Linked DNA regions of Homo sapiens: region 1 is linked to region 2. The links are chromatin loops, found by intact Hi-C in ENCODE. Cell type or tissue: IMR-90. All regions are shown on one strand. Each heading gives the region's core, and the rest is flanking DNA. Links, peaks and the distances in the headings are about the cores only. Region 1 has its middle 11 kb from the start of SPECC1L-ADORA2A. Region 2 overlaps SUSD2 (sushi domain containing 2).

Evidence for each region. Peaks named below come from ENCODE experiments on the same cell type or tissue, not always from the same donor. Only the 100,000 strongest peaks of a DNase experiment are listed, where the experiment ranks them.
Region 1: it touches region 2 in a loop (10-fold over the local background); 91 of 110 quality-filtered maps call a loop at or near these places.

What each region holds. Positions count from the first base shown.
Region 1 is chr22:24,255,973-24,264,290 of GRCh38, forward strand. It overlaps the pseudogene POM121L9P and the pseudogene BCRP1. Among named protein-coding and RNA genes, the nearest start is that of SPECC1L-ADORA2A, 11 kb to the right of the region's middle. RefSeq lists enhancers at 1-868, 3,691-4,308, 8,295-8,318 and a silencer at 3,728-3,797. In IMR-90, for the core only: a CTCF peak has its summit at 3,686 (motif pointing left); a DNase peak (open chromatin) is centred at 3,687; H3K27ac peaks cover 295 bases.
Region 2 is chr22:24,185,950-24,194,267 of GRCh38, forward strand. SUSD2 (sushi domain containing 2) reads left to right here. Exons shown (of 15, transcript NM_019601.4): 9 at 67-210; 10 at 308-466; 11 at 1,253-1,501; 12 at 1,622-1,894; 13 at 2,010-2,186; 14 at 2,276-2,378; 15 at 2,463-3,157. The coding sequence ends at 2,487. Among named protein-coding and RNA genes, the nearest start is that of SUSD2, 8.6 kb to the left of the region's middle. RefSeq lists an enhancer at 3,624-4,265. In IMR-90, for the core only: CTCF peaks have their summits at 3,892 and 4,611 (motif pointing right); no DNase peak of the experiment used is centred there; H3K27ac peaks cover 434 bases.

The sequences.
Region 1 (8,318 bases), core at 44-8,043, 70 kb after region 2:
GCATTGAGCTATAATCGCACCATTGCACTCCAGCTTGGGTGACAAAGTGAGACCCTGTCTCTAAAAGAAAAAAAAATTGGCCTGTGAGCATGGGTTTGATTTTCAAACAGGACTCGGAGGGTAGGGACAAACAGTGCTGTCACCCTTAGGTGCTGAACACTCAGAAATGGGCCAGCGGCAGCCCTTCCCTCACCTGCAGACACCAGATTGGGCAGAACAGCACGTGGCACTTGCAGCTCTTGCAGTGAGGGCAGAACCCAGTGTCAACCCTTCTGCCTGTGGGAGGGGCTGCTGAGGCCTGCGGAGAGGCCAGGGTGGAGGCTCGTTCCCTTGTCCAGCCCTTGGCGTGGTCTCCACCAGGTCCCCAGCCCACCAGTGTAGGCCGCCCCTGAGCCTGCTGCTGCCACGGGCCCTGTCTCTACCCAGGACGCCCCCCGACCCTCGCAGTGTCAGGGAAATGATCATGGTGGTGGTGACACTCCGCAGGCAGGGCTGCTGAGAGAAGCTGAGAAGGGTCACACTGCAGGCAGGGGCCCGTGTGACAAGCCCCTCTCACCCCGAGAGAGCTGACCAGGCAGCTCACGAGCAGAGCCACATCCCGGGAGTCCGAGAAAGGTCCTGGCTGGGCTCAGCCACCTCATTGGCCACGGGCAGCCTTTGTCGTGTGAGCCTTGCTCTCCTGGGGAGGCTCAGGCTGACGGCTGATGTGGGCATTGCCGAGGGTAACCTGTGGCCCAGTGTATATGGCCGGGTCTCCTCAAGCTGCATTCATTCAAGTAGGACCCAGGGTGCATGCCCATCTCCAGCCCAGGGCAGCTCCCCTGTAAGCTGGGTGAGCTACTGAAGCCAAGGTGGGAGGCAGCTGACAACACCACCCACGGCCCATGCAGAGGTGGTAGAAAGGCTGGACTCAGCAGGAACACCAAATCCCGGACCAGGCAGAAACCACCCAAGACTGAGGGGCTCGTGCCAGAGCGGTGGCCACAGGTAAGAACCCCGGCCCAGGCTGTGTGGCAGGAAACCTCCATGTCCCAGGGCTTAGCATAGCAAAGGAAGACCAGCCGGGTCACCCTGGTGGCCATCTGTCCCTGTCCCACCTGCAGAGTCAGAACAGCCTCTCCCCAGTGGGGATCATCTCTCTCTGCCAAAGCAACAGCGGTCCCTGCCCCAACCAGACTACCCCACTCAGTGGGGTTACGGATGCTGCTCCAGCATCCTAACACTGCCCAGCTGGTGCCTGCCTGTGCTCACCCACAACCCCCAGGCCGGCCTTCCCTGCAGCCTGGGCTTGGCCACCTTGGCCTGATTGAGCACTGAGGCCTCCTGGGCACCCAGCCCCATCACTGCACCTGCTGCTTCCAGCCCCACCCCACCGGCTCAGGGGTTCTTCCCAGCGGCGCTGATCATGAAGTCAACATGCACGCAAGTCGTCTCAGGAAACTTTTTAATGAAAGTGTCGGCCACGGTGGTGTGTAGGTGGCTGAGCTCAGATTGCAGCTGCTAAGACACCAGCCACTTACCAAGAGAAAGCCAGGCTGCTTCAAACCCAGGGCCGGAGGCAAAAAAGCATCACTTCCAGCCGGGGAGTCTGGAAGCCACGCCTTGTGGGAGGTCACACTGGCATCTAGGCCTTCGCCTGCACTGCAGAAGGAGAGCCGGGTCCCCCTCCTGGAGAACGCTGCGTTCCCCAGCCCCACACCGGCTTTGCCACCACACAGGCTGTTGAGGCAGGAGGCGGGTAAGACGTAGCTGTAGACCCAAAGCAACCACCAGCCCTGGGACCCTGCGGGAGAGGAGCACTTTTAGAACATGGAAAAATGTGGTCATCCCATCATTAGACAGCACACATCCTACATAAATAAAAAGTCGTATGGGGAAGGAGGTTGGGGAGGGAATAAAAAATTGGCACAGACATTGATAGACTGGTTTCCAGTTTCAAGGTAACAGATGCACATCATGAGACCAGAGGAGGCAGAGACAAGGGCTGAATTTGGCTTTTCTAAGCAACATGTGTTCCTGCGCAGGGCTGAATGGTCGCTGAGACAGAGATGGAAGCCAGGACAAGGGAGCCCACCGGGCCCAGATAGGTACAGAGAGCAGAGGCTCCTGTTCTGTCCTCGCCACCCATGAGGGTGACACTGCTTGTAAATGGTGGCTGTGCTCTCCCAGCAAGAAAAAAGCACAACTAAATCCACACTGCACACAGACGCAGACAGAAAGCCTTCAAGTGGCTCTGTTTTCTGCTCCCTGCCTTGCCAGGTCCACAAGCAGAGAGGAGTGTCAGGCACATGGCCCCGCTGTCAGGCTCCCCAGTGAGCTGTAGGCTCAGCAGGAGCTGCCCACTGACACACAGGGGACACCCACTCCTGCCACCTTGGGAGCGGTTGCCAGACAGAGCCGCACTGGGTGCTGGTGTCATCCAGGGACCCCACACACTTCCTTAAATGTGATCCTGCTTCCCTCTGGGCAGCTGCATCCTCTCCTCCTGCAGGACCGTCTGGAAACTTGGCTCTCAGTTTGATCTCCCTTCTCTCCTCTGCCTGCCCCAAGCCCCTCTTTCTAAAAAAGTGATGCCATGTTCATGGGATTATTTCTTGAAAATACTTGGCGGCCTCCATGCTTCTGTTTTCTTTGAGCCAGGTGGTCAGGAGGGCTTACAAAGAATGCCTGGGCTCCCCCGCAGCTGCCGGCAGATGGGGTAGCGAATGGTCCTGTGCCTCCACCTGCTCCGGGAGGGAGTCTCCCGTCTCTAGGCCTGGCCCCTTCCTAACCCTCCACGTATCCTGTTCTCCAGAGACTTCAGAACCCACTCCTGAGAACAGCGGAGCCAGGCGCTTAGAGGAAGACCAAATGCTGCCAGGACACGGATTGTCCAGGGATTACATTCCAGCATCTTATTAGGTATCTGGATCTGTTGGGAAAAAAATTAGAAACTATGTATAAAACTTAAAAATATTCAAGTATCAAAAGGTTATTTAGGATGAAAGTTTTAAAACAAGTCATCAGCAAGCTGCTGCCACCAAGTGGAGACTTATACAAAAGTTGAGCGAGTCCACTGAGCTGAGAGGACAGAAATGAAGTCACCTGTGCTGGGGCAGGGGCAGGGACACTGGGGGCAGGGAGTGTGTGGGCAGAGAAGCCAGAGAAGTCCAGGCCTGTGGAAGCCAAACAGGAGAGCGTGGGCCGGAAGGGCGGTCAGGATCGGGGGACGAGGTCGCTCTCCCTGGAGAACGAACCCTAAAGTGCGTAGCCTGGGGTTCCCTCCCTGGGGGTCCTGTCCCCCGACGTTTCACGGGCCTTCTGAGCTGCCTTCCAAGGAGGACTAACACGGCAACAAAAGACCCATTTCTGCACAAAAATCCTTCTGGGAAGAAAAAGAAGAAAGCCAAGAATGGAGTCAAAACGCTACCCAGTGCTGACTAAGCCTCTCAAACCCTGTTCTAAGTGGAGTGTGGTTTCTAAGTCAGGGAAATGGAAGAGGCCCCACCCACACAGGGACAGGGCCACGGCCCCCACAGGATGAAGCAGCAGCGTTTATTCAAGATACAACAGTGAGGGAATCCGGTCACGTTCCCTTCTCCCCAGAGAGGGCACTTCTTGACAAGTGATTCAGTAGAAATCTTTTAGACTCTATAAGTTAAGTTCATAAAAACCATTGCTTTCACCCTGTCTCCGAGGGCCAGGCCTGGACTCAGAGATGAACTGGCTTGGGGCGCCCTCGGGTGGCCGCATAAAAAACCCACAGTCTGAGGCCAGCCTGGGGCTTTCAGACCTGGGCGGGATCTGCCCAGGCCACCTGTCCTTCTGCTTTGGGCCGCTGTCTCTTGGCAGATGGCCTGACACCTGGGGGTGGCCCAAGGATGCCTCAGAAAATCTTGATTCCCACTCTACAGATGGCCCGATTAGCCAGAGGTTTCCAGGCCATCTGTCCGCCTCCAGGAGATGGACTGGGACCTTTAGACATCGGTGGAGAACAGGATGCTCTGTCTCTTGCTGTCCAGGGCAGGGATGGCCTCCAGCCGCAAGAAGTACAGCAGCACCTCGACCTGCCCTCGCAGAGTGGGGAAGAGGAGAGTGGCTCAGAGCGGGGCTCACAGCTGCTGGTGGGGAGGTCTTTGGGGCCCAAGTCCCCAAGTCCACCTCAGGTGCTAGAAACCCCTGCTGGTGTCATGAACCCCTTACAGTGAGACGGGGGTGGGGTGGGGTCCTGACAAGGCATGACTTGTTGGGTGGGGGGTGGTTATTTATTTTAGAGATGCACAGGGCCTTGCTCTGTCCCCCAGGCTGGAGTACAGTGGCTCCATCATGGATCACTGCAGCCTCTAACTCCTGGGCTCAAGCAATCCTCCTGTGTCAGCCTCCCAGATACCTAGGATTACAGATGTGTGCCACAATGCCTGCCTAATTTTTCTTTGTATTTTTTCTGGAGATGGGGTTTGCTACATTGCCCAGACTGGTCTCAAACACCTGGGTTCAGTTGTCCTGCCTCGGCCTCCCAAAGTGCTGGGATTACAGGCATGAGCCACCACACCCGAACACTTGGGGTGGTTTTAAGCCCCCAGCAAGGTGCACCAGCAGGACCAGGAGGTGGCCTGGGCACCCCCTATCACTCCCATCCATGCAAACCTAGGCAAGTCCCTCTCTCTGAATCTCAGCCACCACCACATACAATGCAAGTCGGAAGATGGGCAGGACTGGGGGTGGGGCAGGCAGAGACCACCTCTGTCAGGCTGGGGTTGCATGGGCTGGAGACTGTCTTCCCATACCTGAGACATGACCTCCAAGGACCTGCTGTCAGTCATGGTGATGGGCTGGCTGGGGTTGGCAGGGAGCTTGCTCTCCTTCTCGGAGGGCCGGAGCAGCGTGGGGCCAAAGACAGTGGCGAGGTTGTGCAGGGACATCTTATTGACTGCTTCCTTCTCTGCCACCCTGTAGAGGACGGAAGCAGAGGGTGCTGTTTCAACGCCACCACCAGGAGAGAGGCAGAGGGGCTGTGCCGTGCTAGAGTCCTCAGGGAGGGAGTGACCTCGACCCTGGCTGTGCTGCAAGCTGACTCCAGCCTTGGTACTTCTGGGTCTCAGTGGCCCAGGACAAGGGGCCAGCTCTGGGCTGATGGGGAGGTCTTCATGATGTGCTTGGGAGGGAAGAGGCGGGTCCAAGTGCACTGCTGGCCACGGCCAAAGCTCTGAGCTCTTTGTTAAGGCCACAGTGCAGAGGGAGGCGGGTGGCAAAGAGGAGAGGCAGGGGCGGGGGTGGCAGTGGTGCTAGTCCTTAGAAGCAGTGAGTTACTGCAGACAGGGGTCGGGGGAAAAGGTCCTTGGTGCTGGGGGTCTGGTGGGAGCAGAGGGGCACCCCAACGGCCTGGAGACCTGGAGTCCTGGGCAGCCACAAGAGAGCTGGGCTACCTTTCCAGGCGGTCTAGAAGGAAAAGGAAGGTGAGCAGGTTGGCCTCCGGCAGGGACAACAACAGGTTGAGCATGCAGCTCTTCCTTGCAACTGGGTCTGAAAGAGCTGCAGGAGGCAGTGGGTGACTCCCCTGGGTTACGACAAGCCGGAGACCTCTCCCGAGGTGGTCACATGGAGCGCCCGGGACACGAGTCCTTGCGCAGTTTAGGCTTGTCATCATCGTCACACCCACAGCGCTGGCCGCCAGTGAGGACCCTGTGAGGGGCACCTGTGTGGGGTGTGAACCACCTGAACGCCTTTTCTCTACCTCGCAGGGCTCAGCAGCACCCGGTGAACAGCAGCAGGAGGAGCCGCTAGAGCAGCTGCTCATGGGCAGAGCAGCCCTTGGGCAACTCCTGCCACCACCCCCTCCCCAGGGAGCCCAAGGCAGGGGAGGCTCAGCATGGAATGAAACAGGGGAGTGAGGGACACAAGGAGGTGGGAAGTGGGAGGGTCCCAGCCCCACCAAGTACGCAGAGACCCCCTTGTCGTCCTGGACACCACAGGGGCACCTGCAGGCTGGGAGACCAGGTCCTCTGTGCATGGGCCCGGGAGGCAGACCTGCCCCAAGGGTGATGCAGAGGCCACAGGTGCTGCACGCTCCAGCGCCCACTCTAGACATCAGCCTCCAGGTTGACTAAGGGTCAGGTCATGTTTGAAACCATGCTTGGCTGGACCGGGACCCATGGCAAGAGCACCTGGGCACCAGTGTTTAGCCCTGGTCTGCAGGAAGGAGGACAGCAGACTTTAGGACCCCACAGCATGGCAGTGCTGACCATTTCACCCACTTGGCCTCCTTGAGGAATAGGGATGGGGAGCCCTCTGGGGATGAGCAAGGCCTTCCAGGACAGGCTCGGTTCTGGTCCCCTGCTTTTTGAGGTTGGGTTAAAATGCCGACCATGGCAGAGGGGTCACAGCTCAGGTTCCCACACCTCACTTTTCACAGCCTCCAAGGGCAGCAGTGCACATGGAGGAGACGTCTCCCACGAGGCCAAGGCCTCCAATGCTCACCGATGCCCTCTGCGAAGCTGGGGTAGAACTCGTCAGTGAAGAGGGGCTCAGGCAGCTCACGGAAGTACAGCTTCAGCGTGCCTGCGATGGCGTTCATGTCCGTCTCGCTCATCATCACCGACATGTCCTTCTTATCTGGAAAGAGCACGGAAATGCAGCGGCCTCCTTGAAGATCCTGAGTGAGTCACCTGCCATCCCTGCCTTGGCTAAAGCACCGTCCCTGCTATGCTGACCACTGTGTGGGTCCCTCCCGGGCTTTGAGCAGCTCATCTGACTCCTCCCAAGAGCTGTGCATGGTTCTGTGTCTGCAGAGTTGATAGGGGTGCATGGGCATTCCCATTCCTCTCCCCTGCTTGGCCTGATGTGATGGCCAGGAGGAGGCCAGCATGGCAGGACACAGCTCCTGCGTGGGGATTGGGTGGCTCTGCCCTGTACATAGCAACCACCCCTGCACCAGTGTCGTCTGATGGCAGGAAGGCCGTGGGAGAATCTGATTGGTTTCAGTGTTTGAACCGGTGTCTTCCTTTGGACCCAATTGGCCATTGGTGCTTACATCCTCACCACAGGCCAGGTTCATTCTGGGCCCCCAGAGGGAGCTGAAACTACCACAGGGCCCTCCCAGGGATGCTGGGCATTCTAGGGGTCCTGGTCAGGGTGGGTGGTGTGTGCTGCAAAGAAGGATCTGCAGGCACAAAATCCTGTTGCTTTGAAGATGCTGGGAGGGACCCTCTGGGGTCTCAGTGCCCTCCCCTGGCATTTGAGGCAGGTCCGGGTCCTTCAAAGCCTGTGAGGGTTGGTGAGATGGAGGCGGAGAGGCTGCAGCCCCGGCCTGCGCTGAATTTCATCAGTGCCCTCTGCCCACCACATCCTCATACAGGGCAGTGGACAGACCGCACTGAGTCCTGGGCTTCCACCTCCTGTCCACCCCCAAGGCAGGAAGGCCAAGTCCCCACAGAAGCCCCTGGTCCACTCCACCAAGTGGCATGAGTGGGTACGATGGTGTAAAAACTGGCTTCTATAGAAGCTGTTTGTACAACTCTTGTTTTCTCTTTTTTTAAAATAATAAAACAGTAAATGAAGAAAAGACACAGAGAAGGATGTGACATGCCTGGGCCATGGAGCACTCTGAGATCTCATCGCGGACACCACTGCCCACACCTCCATCCCGTCCTGCGCAGGCCAACACTCACTGACATCGAAGGCTGCCTTCAGTGCCTGGATGTCTGCGGCCACACCGGCCGGACACGTGGTAGATGCCCACCTCCTCCATGCCTCGGCGCTCGATCTCCTCCACGCACTGGCGCACGATGTAGGGCACCTTGGACCTCTCTCTCCTGTGGGAGGGGGGAATGTTCTCAGTGTCCTAACAGCCCTGCTTGGGCCATAACACAGGAGACCTGCTCCCTATCTGCGCACCCGGAGGTGGGGTGAGGACGGTGACGAAGGTACCCAGGTCTGGGGCTGCACACAGAGCCTTCTGCATGCCTGTCCTCCCTCTGCAAGCTCTGTCTTCACGGCATGTGCTTTCTCAGGAACCTTTCAAGCGGCCAGAACCCCTGCGAATCACACATGACCTTTGCGGGAAGGTCAGGAGGCCTGTCTAAGTCAAGTCAGCACGGGAAGGGCATCTGACAGATTCCAGGCCTGGGGTTAGCAGCCTGTGCCCCCGGCTGGGAGATCAGACCCGGTGTTGGTCCTGCCACCCACGTGCTGTGTGAGAGGAGAATCCCTGACCCCTGCCCTGGGCCTTAACACACATCCGACGAATGAATGAAGGGTTGCCTCAGTACCGGTGCTCCAAGTCCTGCGATGCTAAGTGCTTTTCTCCTCTGAGTCTTAGCAATGGACAATTCCAATACCTC
Region 2 (8,318 bases), core at 38-8,037:
CAGACCCTGGGAAAGATCGGGCTGGGCTGGGGTGCACCCCCACGTGACCCTCCACTCTCACCCTAGCCTCCGCCTTCGGAGACCCACACTTTGTGACCTTCGACGGCACCAACTTCACATTCAATGGGCGCGGAGAGTACGTGCTGCTGGAGGCAGCGCTGACCGACCTGAGGGTGCAGGCGCGGGCCCAGCCCGGGACGATGTCCAACGGTGAGGCCAGGGCTAGGGGCTGCTCTGGTTGGCATGGGGTAGAACCAAGGTGGGAGGCTGGAGCCAAGTGGCTCCCGTTCTGCTCCCACCACCGCAGGCACGGAGACCCGTGGCACTGGGCTGACCGCAGTGGCCGTCCAGGAGGGCAACTCAGATGTGGTGGAAGTCAGGCTGGCCAACAGGACCGGAGGTCTGGAGGTGCTGCTGAACCAGGAGGTGCTGAGCTTCACCGAGCAGAGCTGGATGGACCTGAAAGGTGAGCAGTCCAGCCACGCGAGGCTGCGGGCTGCCCTCACCTCCTCCCCATTCCTGCAGGGAGACTGAGGGGAAGCCCTGGGCCTTCATGCCTCTCCCAGTCCTGGCTAGAGGCCTGGGTGGTCCGACCTCAGGCCTTCACACCCACCGAGGTGCCCCCGTCGTACCCACCTGGTCAAAAGCCGAGAGGCCGTGACGGTGGGACATGTCCTCCCTACGGAGGATCCCGGGAGCCTTCTGGAGGGGAACTCACCCTGGTAACGTTCACCGCTGGCCTGCACAGAGCCACTCCTGTGCTCCTGTCACTCCCTCAGTCCTCAAAAGCCACTGCAAGGTCTCCAGCCCTGCACGGTTAAGGATGCCCCTGGCAAGTGGTAGCTCCACATCTGAACCCCTTGCCTCAGGGAACTGAGTCAATGAAAGGATTCCTGGTTGGGATGGGTGAGGACCTGGGAGGGGCCTGTCAGCACTGAGGGTTCAGGGACCCTCGGGACGTGCCCAGGCAGGTGTGGCTGCTGCAGCCAAGGCCAGAGGGACCCACACGTGCATCTCAACATGGGGGATTCACTGCAGGGGCTGCACCTCAGGTGCCGCTGGGAGTTCCACCGCAAGCATGGCAGGGGTGGCGGAGGGTCATGGTCAGCAGAATTGGCCCCGGGAACGCCCTCCCTTCCCCTGCAGGTGCCCTCACCCACAGCCCCTGGGTGCCGACCACCCTGTCCTGGGGCTGCGGGAGGGGACAAGATGCTCACAGCGGGTGACCCTAATGCATCCCCCTTGAGCCCAGGAATGTTCCTGTCGGTGGCTGCCGGGGACAGGGTCTCCATCATGCTGGCATCAGGGGCCGGCCTGGAGGTCAGCGTGCAGGGCCCGTTCCTGAGTGTGTCCGTCCTGCTGCCTGAGAAGTTCCTCACCCACACCCACGGCCTCCTCGGGACACTCAACAACGACCCCACCGACGACTTCACCCTGCACAGCGGGCGCGTCCTGCCCCCAGGCACCAGTCCCCAGGAGCTGTTCCTGTTTGGGGCCAACTGTGAGTGACCGTGGAGTATATGGGGCAGACGGGGTGGGGGTTACTGGAAACATGGCACGGGCAGGGCTTGGGGACCAAAGGGAGCCATGCCCAGCCAGGCCCCGGTCATGTATCTTCCAGGGACCGTGCACAATGCGTCCTCCCTGCTCACCTACGATTCCTGGTTCCTGGTCCACAACTTCCTGTACCAACCCAAGCACGACCCCACCTTCGAGCCCCTCTTCCCCAGTGAGACCACCCTCAACCCCAGCCTGGCACAAGAGGCAGCCAAACTATGTGGGGACGATCATTTCTGCAACTTTGATGTGGCAGCCACTGGGAGCCTGAGCACGGGCACTGCCACTCGGGTGGCCCACCAGCTGCACCAGCGTCGCATGCAGAGCCTGCAGCCAGGTGAGGGCGGGCAGGTGGGGGTGGGCGGGGAGCTGGGACAGGACCCCCCGGGGTGGCCAGATGTGTGTATGCATGGCAGCTCAGGCCTGTTGTCTGCACTCTGTCCCCATCCCAGTGGTGTCCTGTGGCTGGCTGGCCCCACCTCCCAACGGACAAAAGGAGGGCAACAGGTACCTGGCGGGTTCCACCATCTACTTCCACTGTGACAACGGCTACAGCCTGGCCGGGGCAGAGACCAGCACCTGCCAGGCTGACGGCACCTGGTCCTCACCCACCCCGAAGTGCCAGCCAGGTGAGGACACTCTGCTCATACACCTGCCTGCACCTGTCCCCACTCACCACCCCAGAGAGCCCCCTCACTGACACTCGCTCCCTCACCAGGACGCAGCTACGCGGTGCTGTTGGGCATCATCTTTGGGGGCCTCGCGGTGGTGGCGGCGGTTGCGCTCGTCTATGTGCTGCTGCGCCGCAGGAAGGGCAACACGTGAGACCCCCCAGCCCCTCTCCCAAGACCCCGAGACAGCCGGTGGGACCACCGAGGCTACTTCTAACTGCGTTTCTGTTGCAGGCACGTCTGGGGTGCACAGCCCTGATGGGAGCAGCTTGGCTGTGAGCACCAGGCCAAGACTCCTGAGAACAGGCAGCCCAGTCCTGCGACTCCCGCATCCCCAGGACCAGACACCTGGGACCTGGATACTTGATACCTGGGCATTTAACCCCCTACTCTGTCATCTCAGACCCCAGGCAGGAGGCCCAGTGTTCCAACACCCAAGCCCCGTGCTAGCAGCGCTCCGTGCTCTTCCCCAAATACTCACGGCTCTAATTCCCCAAACCTGAAACTTCATACCCTGGGATTCTAATACCTATGTCCTGAGCCCTGACACTCCCACACCTGAGCCTCAGATTCCAATAGCTCACTCCCTAGAGCCTGACGCCGGGGCCCCTGACCCCTGAGCCTCAGATTCCAATACCTCACTCCCCAGAGCCTGATGCCGGGGCCCCTGACCCCTGATCTACGGAGGCCTGCTCCCGGACCGTGCGGGCACCAGTGCAGTGCTGCCTTGGTTCCTGGACCCCTGGGCCCATCCTGGGACCCCAGATGGGGTAAGGAGAGGCCCCAGAACCCCAAAGCAGACAGCGAGACCCCCAGCGGCAGAGGCCTCCCTCGGCACTCCAGGCTTATAATTTCGAACTCTTCTGGAAGGTCACTCAGGAACACCCTCCCTGCCTGTGCAAAGAGAAAACAAGCGCCTTGTTTCCTTCCCTGGTCTCCTGGTGTTCATGCTGCGCCCTGGTTCTGGAGAGTTCCATGACCGCCTCCCGGGGTCACCACCAACAGTATCCAGAGTGAGGCAGGTCTGAGCCCTGCCTGCTTCCTCCACGAGGTTGCCGGGGATGCTCCCTCCCCAGGCTCTCTCTCCATGTATGCAGTGGGATGGAGAACTGTGGCCGCCTCGTGGGGTGGGGAGGCCGCCAACACAGCACAGGGCTCACTTGGGTCACTCAGGAGATGGAGAAGGACAACCCCTCCCTCAACAGAGGTGCCACCCCCTCACCACGCCCTGGCGTGCTCTGGCAAGCACTGCCCTGCAGCCTCGGCTCCTTGGCTGGGTGCAGTCGCTGGCAGGATCAGTTCCAAGTCCTCAGGAGACCAGCGCCCAGGCTCCTTAGCCCAGGAATGTCCAGAATCTGGGCACAGAGCCCAGGCCTCAGGCCACGGTGGCCCACCTGAGCAGCTCTTTGTCGGCGCTTCCTGTGGGGCCTGGCATGGAGGCACAGACCTGGAAGCAGCTGGAGGATGACCAGGGTCCATCAACCTTTGTGGAGAGGGTCCCGAATGGGGACTCAGGCAGGGTAGCATTGGTCGGGTTTGCCCCTTAGGTCTCAGAGAAAGTGCTGGAGAGGGTGAGGCTGGAAGTTGGGGGCCAGGTAGAGAACACTGGGTGGGGAGTTGAGCCGCCTCAGTGTGACCTGCAGCGCTGGGAGTGGCCATATAGGGGCAGCAGAGGATAGGAACAGCGAGTCTGGGTGGCAGGAGGTTGGGAGGGCAGTCAGCCCTGCCCTGCAGCTGGGTCAGCCGACTTGGTCACAACCGCAGCCAAGGTCTGCGCACAGCCCACCCCTCCGCCTCCCCGCACCTGGGTCATCCCCGCATCTCAGGAGTGTTGAAGAGGTTGCACAGGTCTCCCCAGGTCATTCAGCGGGCACTGACCATGGGGTGGGAGTCCAGGCCTCTCACCTGCTCAGCCTTGCCCTTGGTGAATGGGAGAGCTGGGGAGGCAGAGACATGTCTCATCTGAGGCCTTCCTGGAGGAGGTGAATGTGCATGATGGGGCACGTGTGCGGGAACCGAGCTGAGGGTTGCAGGGCAGGGGTGGCGGGAGGCTAGCGGAGGGGAATGGGGTCTGGCCTTCTCTCTTTCTAGAGCTCACTCCGTTGCTTCCCCATTCCCCTGGGTTTGCACCTCCAGGCATGGTGGGGCTGAGGGTCAGCCCCTTGGCGGGCTGGGCAGGTACTTTCCTCCCTACAGATGAGGTAAGGCAGGGCTCCCCTCCCACTGTCTGAATCCCCAGCGCACCCCTGTGCCACGCCAGGCCTGGGCCGGCCACGTGTCAGTGGGTGAGAGGTCAGTTTCCGGGTCAAGGCCTGGACATGAGGGAGCGGGCACAGGTTTTCAGGGGGCCCAAGAGCGGCAGGGGCAGCTTGGCAGCTCATCAGGTCCACTAGAGGGTGTCCCAGACAAGAGCAGCCCCCGAACTGAGGTCAAGAAACAGGTTGGATTCTCAGAGCTCTGATTGGTTGGACAGGGGTTCCAGATGGACAGGGGTTCTGGGTAGAGGAGCAGTCTATGCAAAGGCTCAGAGAAAGAGAAGTGCAGTCATGTCTGCGGAATGACAGGGGTGGGGGCCAGCCAAGGCCTCCCCTGCCAGGCCAAGGCATTTAGATTTCATCCTAAGAGCAAAGTGTGGCCTGCCTCGGGCTCCCCCACCCCCACCAGTCTCCCTCCAGGATGGGCCCTTGGTCTGCCCCCCCACCTCCCCTTTCCAGCAGGAGAAAGGGTGCCCTGTCTGTGGCCCCAGTCCCAGACATCAGATGTTCCCAGTGCCAGGGGCAGGCCAGGCTGGGAAGCCCCACCACCTGCCAGGGGCTTTTCCTGGGGCCCGAAAGAGATAGAGACAGGGCCTGTGCAAAGGCAGAAGGCCTGGAGCCGGTGCAGACTCTCTAGAGACATCAAAGGCAGGGACCGCTGCCTCAGGGAGATGGTCTCCCAAATAGCAGCCCAGGGCTTGCAGGACGGGCAGCCATGGGAGCTTGCGGGTGGCTTACAGTAGGGTTGAAATGATGGAGTATCAGAGTCACCCAATGGCCGGTACCATCGTGGTGGTACCAGTCAGAGTGGGGCAGATGGTAATCCAGGGCTTTGGAGACACAGGTGATGAGAGAGCTGGGGGGGTCAAACAGGAGCCGATGAGGTACCAGCAGGATCCTAAGACCCACCTTGGGCAGAAGGGCAAAGGGAGGAAGGAATGTGCTATGGGAGCCAGGCCCAGATCCCATGGAAGCGGGCGTCACGCAGGCCTGTGGGCCAAGGGGAGTCACAGAGGTGACAGCCCAGCTGCAGGTCCCCTGCTGGCTAGAGTAGGGAAGCCCGGCTTCTCTGTGCCCCCTGCCCTCCAGCCTCCCACTAGGTCTCCTGTTGGCTGAGCACAGTGGGTGCGGCTGATCTGGGGGCCAGGGAGGGCTCTGACTCGGTACAGTACAGTACAGGCACAGCTGGGGAGCAAGGGACCCCTTCTTCTGCCAAGCTGCTTCCTTCTGCAAGCCCCAGGGTGGCCGAGTGCCTGCTGTGGGCCAGACCTCTGCTAGGCCCATCAGGACACCCCTGTCCTCAGGGTCCAATGCTGCCAAGGAGGAGGCGGGGGGGTCGGTGCAGCGCACTGTAGGAGTGGGAAGTCAAGGAGGCATCGTGGAGGAGTGCGGCTTCCCACAGGCACCCCTTCAGGCTTTCACCAGCTCCCTTTGTTGCAAGGATGTGAGGATGACTGACTTTGGAAGTCATGCCAACCAAGTCCCTGCTGACCTGATCACCCACCCACTACTCTTCCAGGACCAGGAAATAAACTTCTTTTGTGATTAAGCCTTAATATGTTTCAGGGACCATTTGTTGAAGCAGTTAGTTGGTGCTGAGATGGGAAAGAAACTTTTCTTCTGTGAGACAGGGTCTCACTCTGTCACCCAGGCTGGAGTGCAGTGGTGCGATCATAGCTCATTGCCGCCTCAACCTCCCAGGCTGAGGTGATCCTCCTGCCTCAGCCTCACAAGTAGCTGGGGCCACAGGCACGCTCAGGCTGGTCTTGAACTCCTGGGGTCAAGCAATCCTCCTGCCTCGGCCTCCCTAAGTGCTGGGATTACAGGCATGATCCACTGTGCCCGGCCAAAAAGAAATTTTTATCTGAGGAACGAGAGCCCCCTTTAATTATCAGGCCCAGAGAGGCACTGAAATGTGATGGGGTGTCACAGCAGTCACGCCTCACTCCCACCTTGACGCCACTTGCTAGGTGGGTTCTAGACTAACCGATGTCAAGTAGCCATAAAATGTCATATGCTGGACACCATAATGTAGGGGCCAAGGGAAAACTTCCCCTTTACCCTCTGAAAGTTCAAGGAAAAATCAACTCACAAAAGGCAGATTAATTGGAAAACAAGGTGTACCAAGTTATTAGCATGCGTTGGGGGAGAATCACAGAGTCATTGCCGAATATCCCAGTGGGATAAAGATGCTGATATACCCTGCTTCTTAGGGGAAAGGGCGATGGGAATCTCTCCTTTGATACTCAGCTGGAGCCAGACTCCTCCAGGAAGCCCCCCCTGACTTCCCACTCCTACAACGCACTACACTGGCCACTCCCTCCTCCTCGGCAGCACTGGACCCTGAGGAGAGGCGTCTCCCGATGGGCCACAGCAGGCACTTGATCACCCCAGGGCTAGCAGGAGATAGGGAGTGTGGATGATTTCAAGAGGACAGTGCATGATTTGGGGTGGGGAGGATTTTTTTTTTTTTTCTTTTTTTGAGACAGAGTCTCCGTCTGTCCCTAGGCTGAAGTGCAGTGGTGCAATCTCAGGTCACTGCAACCTCCGCCTCCCAGGTTCAAGCTATTTTCCTGCCTCAGCCTCCCTAGTAGCTGGGACCACAGGCGCCCACCACCACACCCAGCTAATTTTTGTATTTTTAGTAGAGATGGGGTTTCACCATGTTGGCCAGGCTGGTCTTGAACTCTTGACCTCAGATGATCCTTGTGCCTTGGCCTCCCAAAGTGCTGGGATTACAGACATGAGCCACTGCCCCTGGCCTGGGTGGGGAAGATTTAATGGGCTTAAAGAACATACAATGGCTCTGTTCTGTTCCATTGATCTATATCTCTGTTTTGGTACCAGTACCATGCTGTTTTGGTTACTGTAGCCTTGTAGTATAGTTTGAAGTCAGGTAGTGTGACGCCTCCAGCTTTGTTCTTTTGGCTTAGGATTGACTTGGCGATGCGGGCTCTTTTTTGGTTCCATATGAACTTTAAAGTAGTTTTTTCCAATTCTGTGAAGAAAGTCATTGGTAGCTTGATGGGGATGGCATTGAATCTGTAAATTACCTTGGGCAGTATGGCCATTTTCATGATATTGATTCTTCCTACCCATGAGCATGGAATGTTCTTCCATTTGTTTGTATCCTCTTTTATTTCCTTGAGCAGTGGTTTGTAGTTCTCCTTGAAGAGGTCCTTCACATCCCTTGTAAGTTGGATTCCTAGGTATTTTATTCTCTTTGAAGCAATTATGAATGGGAGTTCACTCATGATTTGGCTCTCTGTTTGTCTGTTGTTGGTGTATAAGAATGCTTGTGATTTTTGTACATTGATTTTGTATCCTGAGACTTTGCTGAAGTTGCTTATCAGCTTAAGGAGATTTTGGGCTGAGACAATGGGGTTTTCTAGATATACAATCATGTCATCTGCAAATAGGGACAATTTGACTTCCTCTTTTCCTAATTGAATACCCTTTATTTCCTTCTCCTGCCTAATTGCCCTGGCCAGAACTTCCAACTTTATGTTGAATAGGAGTGGTGAGAGAGGGCATCCCTGTCTTGTGCCAGTTTTCAAAGGGAATGCTTCCAGTTTTTGCCCATTCAGTATGATATTGGCTGTGGGTTTGTCATAGATAGCGAACAGAGCCCTCAGAATAACGCCACATGTCTACAACTATCTGATCTTTGACAAACCTGAGAAAAGCAATGGGGAAAGGATTCCCTATTTAATAAATGGTGCTGGGAAAACTGGCTAGCCATATGTAGAAAGCTGAAACTGGATGCCTTCCTTACACCTTATACAAAAATCAATTCAAGATGGATTAAAGACTTAAAACGTTCGACCTAAAACCA